Regions from separate parts of the Homo sapiens genome. Here region 1 is linked to region 2. Evidence: chromatin loops called from intact Hi-C (ENCODE). Cell type or tissue: ovary. All regions are shown on one strand. Links, peaks and the distances in the headings refer to the core of each region. The heading gives the core; the rest is flanking DNA.

Region 1 (2,809 bases), core at 254-2,753, 65 kb before region 2:
TGTTTGTGGAGCTGTACAAGATGACCTGTGGTTTGTGCATGTCCTGCCTCACTAGGAAGGTGTAGACAGCCACCTGGCAGGTAGTACAGTGACAGTCTCTGTGATCTGGGTGTGACAGCCACAACTTCTGAACTCCTGTCTCATGTGGTTTCGGTTGGTCACACTGAGATGCATGACAGTCCGCCTAGATTTGATTGTGAATAGAAAATAAGGCACGAGCAATGCTACATGGGGGCAACATTGCAGGATGGTTTTGCCTGTTCTTCCTACATTTAATGCTACACAAATGAAAACGTTCCATGTGGAATAACAACCAGCATCGTGTCCAACTGAGAGTAATTAGATGGGAGGATGTCTGCCAGGTTCAGAGCAGACAAGTCTTGGTTTCCAAACCTAGAAGTCAAATGAAAAACTTCCAGGCCTCAATGTGTTGAACTCTGAGAAGAAATACATTTTCTTTTCTTTTAAAAAAAAATTGTGGTAAAATACAGAAACATACAGTTTGCCAGTGTAGCCATTTTTCAGTTCCGTGGTATTGAGTACATTCAGGATGCTGCGCAACCATTACCGCACCCGTCTCCAGAACTTCTCCATCTTCCCCAGCAGAAACCCCGAAGAAAGGCATTTCTATAGCCGTGCCTCGTTATCCCCTTCCCCGACACTCTCAGCAGCCTGTCTGAAGGAACTTTAAAGGCAAGTCTCTCTCGAGAGCAGTGGAAAGCATTCATTCAATCATAAGTGCATTCATTCTCCTACTCCGCTGGAGAAGGCATTATAGGTCACTATTTATACAGCTTACAGGCAACTTCAAATAAGTGTTGAATAATTGACGAAAATTCATTCAGCTATTAAATAGTTTTTATGTGTGTTTTAACTTAAAAATTATTTTGCATCCACTATCAAAGCCGATAACTGTGGATGGAAATTTCCAGATAGTTACTCGTGCTTCCATTAAACCTTTGCAGTACTTTTTAGGAAGGAAAATAATTCTGACAAATTGCAGTAATACAAATCATACCTTTTATTTTATTTTTAAATCTCAGTCACAAGAAATAAATAATTTTAAAAAAAGAATAAGAGTTTTCATAAGAAGGGTGCCGTGAAAATCATTCCAGGTAGCTCATGAACTTCTGCAGGTGGCTGGGGCACAGGCGGTGGGTGGGCCATCCTCACAGATTAGCTGTCAGAATGCGATTAAAACATAACCCACTCTTTGAGAATTGCTCATGCTGGCTGGTAGATTTCCCAGTTCTTTAAACCTGGTGAAGGGAGCGCACCCTGAGGCTGGCTAAAAGCTGGGTTGCCAAGGCAACAGGCAGCCTCCACGGTCCTACTCCTCCATGGAGCCTCTCCCTAAGCCAGCTTAATACAGTGGAACACTCGGTTTCCTGGTGCCAGCATAGGCATCTCTGTCCTCCTGACCAGCTGCATGGAACTGGTGTTTCTCACAAAGCATTTGGCCAGGAAAATGCAGACCATGGTGACAAGGAGTTAGAGTTAGTTTGACAGGAAGTTAGTTCATGTTCTGGCCTTAATGACTCTCTAAAGGGATGTGTCAGATTTCATATCAGACAGAAGGTAGCTTAGAAGAGCTTGTAGGAGGTTGCTATTTAAGCATTAGGAATGGCCAGCCCGTGGGATTCCTGGAGGTTTGTGTATCTCGCTTGCCTGCACAAAAGGCTGTTGGGTCCACCAGGGGCTGTCTTGTCCTGGCCTGTCCCGGAGGAGACAGTGAAAGGGCACCCAGAGGGGAGCAAACAGGCGACACTTGTGCAGAGCTGCCCCAGCCTCTTCTCGGGCTTCTGGAGGTGGTAGGGGGGGTGCCTATTTCAGGAAACACGGGCTTTGGGCCTGACAGAGGGTTCCATCCTCCTGCTGTGTATGATTAGTCCATTCTCATGCTGCTACAAAGAAATACCCAAGATTGGGTAATTTATAAAGGAAAGAGGTTTAATTGACTCATGGTTCCACATGGCTGGGGATGCCTCTGGACACGTACAATCATGGCGGAAGGGGAAGCAAACAAGTCTTATAGGGCAGCAGGCGAGAGAGTGAAGGGGGAAGAGCCCCTTATAAAACTATCAGATCTTGTGAGAATTCACTCACTAACAGGAGAGCAGCATGGGGGAAACCGCCCCCATAATCCAACCACTTCCCTACCTTGACACGTGTGGATTACAATTCAAGATGAGATTTGGGTGTGGACACAGAACCAAACCATAGCCGTGGTTAACTGCTTAGAATGCAAAAACAAAAACAAAAACAAACAAACAAAAAACATTGAGCACCCACTTCCCGCTGCAGGCTTTCTGTCTGCATCTTCCCCTCCAAAATCCCCCAAACCCAGGGAGGCAGGCGCTCTTACTACCTCTACACATGAAGAAAGGGAGGCTCAGAGAGATGAGACATTCTCAAGTGGCAAGCCAGCAGCTGCATCCAAGGCTTCCTCTCCGAATCTGCCTTCAGCACCTCTCGCCCTCTTTCTGGCCGTACGATCTACTGGAAGAAGAAATATCCCTCCCCCTCCTTGTTCCGCACCCTCCTCCAGGTACTGTGGTCTGGATCTGGAGGGAGGAAGTACTCGAGGGGCTGCTCCTTGGTGCTGAGCTGTCTCTGCTCTCGGTGGAGGAGTCCTTCCCAGAACATTCTCTGAGGGCTCTGGAGTCTGTTGTCACTCACCTTCCTTCCGCCCTCATCCACCTGTTCCACTACAACATTCATTGCGTGTGCTTGCAATGAATGAGGCTTTTAGTGAGATAATGTTTCTCCCGTAACCCAAGGCTTAGGTGGAGTAAAGTCTTGGTTCCAA
Region 2 (2,809 bases), core at 104-2,603:
TTTGTTGATGTAGTTGCTTCATAGTGTCATTGGTCTTTGTATTTCAGTGTGTTTTTGCAGTGCTGGTAATGGCTTTTCCTTTCCGTATTCAGTGCTTCCTTCAGGAGCTCTTGCAAGGCAGGCCTGTTGGTGGTGAATTCCCTCGCTTGTCTGAAAAGGACTTTATTTCTCCTTCACTTATGAAACTTAGTTTGGCCAGATATGAAATTCTGGGTTGGAAATTCCTTTCTTTAAGAATGTTGAATATTTGCCCCAATCTCTTCTGGCTTGTAGGGTTTCTGCTGAGAGGTCTGCTGTTACTCTGAAGGGCTTCCCTTTGTTGGTGACCTGGCTTTTCTCTCCGGCTGCCTTTAATATTTTTTCCTTCATTTTGACACTGGGGTTGATCTTCTCCTGGAGTATCTTACTGGGGTTTTCTGGATTTCCTGAATTTGAACGTTGGCCTGTCTTGTTAGGTTGGGGAAGTTCTCCTGGACGATATCCTGACGTATGTTTTCCAACTTGATTCCATTCTCCCTGTCTCTTTTAGGTACCCCAATCAGTTGTAGGTTCAGTCTTTTTACATAATCCCATAGTTCTTGGAGGTGTTGTTCATTCTTTTTCATTCTTTGTTCTCTAGTCTTGTCTGCCTGTCTTATTTCAGCAAGATAGTCTTCAAGCTCTGAAATAGTTTCCTCTGCTTGGTCTATTCAATTATTGTTACTTGTGATTGTATTGCAAAGTTCTCATATTGTGTCTTTCAGCTCCATCAGGTCATTTATGTTCTTCTTTAAACTCGTTATTCTGGTTAGCAGCTCCTGTAATGTTTTATCATGGTTCTTAGCTTCTTTGCATTAGGTTAGAACACGCTCCTTTAGTTCAGTGAAGTTCCTTATTACCCACCTGCTGAAGCCTACTTCTATCAATTCATCCATCTCAGCCTCTGCCCAGTTCTGTGCTCTTCCTGGAGAGGTGTTGAGATCATTTGCACGAGAAGAGGCACTCTGGCTTTTTGAGTTTTCAGCATTTTTTTCTTATTTCTCATCTTTATGAGTTTATCTAGTTTTGATCTTTGAGGCTGCTGACCTTTGGATGGGGTTTTTGTGGGGATTTCTTTTGATGCTGCTGCTGTTGTTGCTTTTTGTTTGTTTTTCTTTTAATAGTCAAGCCTCTCTTCTGCAGGGCTGCTGTGGTTTGCTGGAGGTCCACTCCAGACCCTATTCACTTGGGTCCTTCCCGCATCTGGAGATGTCACCAGTGGAGGCTGCAGAACAGCAAAGGTGGCTGCCTGCTCCTTCCTCTGGGATCTCTGTTCCAGAGAGGTGCCGGCCTGATGCCAGTGGGAATGCTCCTGTATATGGTGTCCGGAAACCCCTGGCTCACCCAGTCAGGAGGCACGGGATCCGGGACTCGCTTAAAGAAGCACTCTGGCTGTCTCTTGGAGAGGGGGTGCACTGTGCTGGAGGGAATTCCACTCGTCCGGACTGGCTGGGTTCCTCAGAGCCAGCAGGGGGAAAAACTAAGTCTGCTGGTCCTTGGAGACCACGGCCACCCCTTTCCCCAGGAGCTCAGTCCCAGGGAGGTCAAAGTTCTGTCCCTAAACCCCTGGTTGGAGTTGCTGAAATTCCCGCATGGAGGCCCCGCCCAGTGAGGAGGGATGGGTCAGGGTCCTGCCTAAAGAGGCACTCTGGCCATGATCTGCCACAGCCGCTGTGCTGGCTGTGGGGAATTCCTCCCGGGTCCATACCATCCAGTCTCCCTGGTGCTGGCAGGGGAAAAACAGCTGACTGGAGCTGCAGTGATGGCAGCCGCCCCTCCCCAGGTAGCTCAGTGACCTTAGGCAGCAGCAGATGCAGAAGCGGTGGTGATGGCCGCCCCTCCCCGGGAAGCTCAGTGGTCTTAGGCAGCAGCAGATGCAGAAGGAGTGATGGGTCTTAGGCAGCAGCAGATGCAGAAGCAGTGATGATGGCCACCCCTCCCTGGGAAGCTCAGTGGTCTTAGGCAGCAGCAGATGCAGAAGCAGTGATGACGGTCGCCCCTCCCCCGAGGGGCTCAGTGGTCTTTGGCAGCCGCAGAGGCAGATGCAGTGATAATGGCGCCTGCCCCTCCCCCGTCTTAGGCAGTCTCCAGCCAAGTGGCCGCTGAGAATCTGCACAGCTCTGTGCTTGGAACCTAAGGCCCTGGTGGCGTGGGCTCACTAGGCGGAACCCCTGATCCGCGGGTTGCACAGATCCGTGGAAAAAAGTTTTCCGGGCTGGGTAGTGCAGGTCACTCACTGCCTCCCTTGGCTGAGGGTGGGAGTTTCCCTTTCCCTATGTGGCTCCTAGTGGGGCCATTGCACCACCGTGCTTTTCCTCGCTCTCTGTGGGTCGCACCAACTGCCTAGTCATTCCTGGTGATAGAATCTGGATACCTCGGTTGCCGGTGCAGGATTTGCACACTGTTTTTGTTCTTTTCCATGGGAACCTCGCATCGCAGCTGTTTCTAGTCAGCCGTCTTAGCCCCTCCTCCTTGGTGATTTTATTGTTGACTTTTAGAATTTACATTTCATTCTTTAGCATAGTTTGGAGTTCTATGCTCCACTTCAGAATATTTTTAAGTTCTTTTGATATTTTAATTTTAGTTAATTGAAAGCTAGTATCTCGTAACTCAATTTCCTAAATCCCTTGGGTGTTTTTTTTATTTCTCTTGATTCTCTTGGATTAGTGACATATTTGATATTTCTGTATGCCTAATTGTATTTCTTTATTGTTTCTTTACTTGTTACTTTTCGTTTGGTTATAATTTCAGACTTACAAAGAAGCTGTAATTAGAGTACAAAGAACTGAAT

The links. Hi-C counts contacts between places; a loop is a spot of excess contacts. Peaks named below come from ENCODE experiments on the same cell type or tissue, not always from the same donor. Only the 100,000 strongest peaks of a DNase experiment are listed, where the experiment ranks them.
Region 1: a loop joins it to region 2, with 2.6 times the contacts of the local background. A loop is called at or near these places in 4 of 110 quality-filtered maps.

What each region holds. Positions count from the first base shown.
Region 1 is chr15:27,703,774-27,706,582 of GRCh38, reverse strand. No RefSeq gene overlaps it. Among named protein-coding and RNA genes, the nearest start is that of OCA2, 390 kb to the left of the region's middle. In ovary, for the core only: no CTCF peak of the experiment used is centred there; no DNase peak of the experiment used is centred there.
Region 2 is chr15:27,638,404-27,641,212 of GRCh38, reverse strand. No RefSeq gene overlaps it. Among named protein-coding and RNA genes, the nearest start is that of OCA2, 460 kb to the left of the region's middle. RefSeq lists an enhancer at 1,906-2,650. In ovary, for the core only: no CTCF peak of the experiment used is centred there; a DNase peak (open chromatin) is centred at 1,345.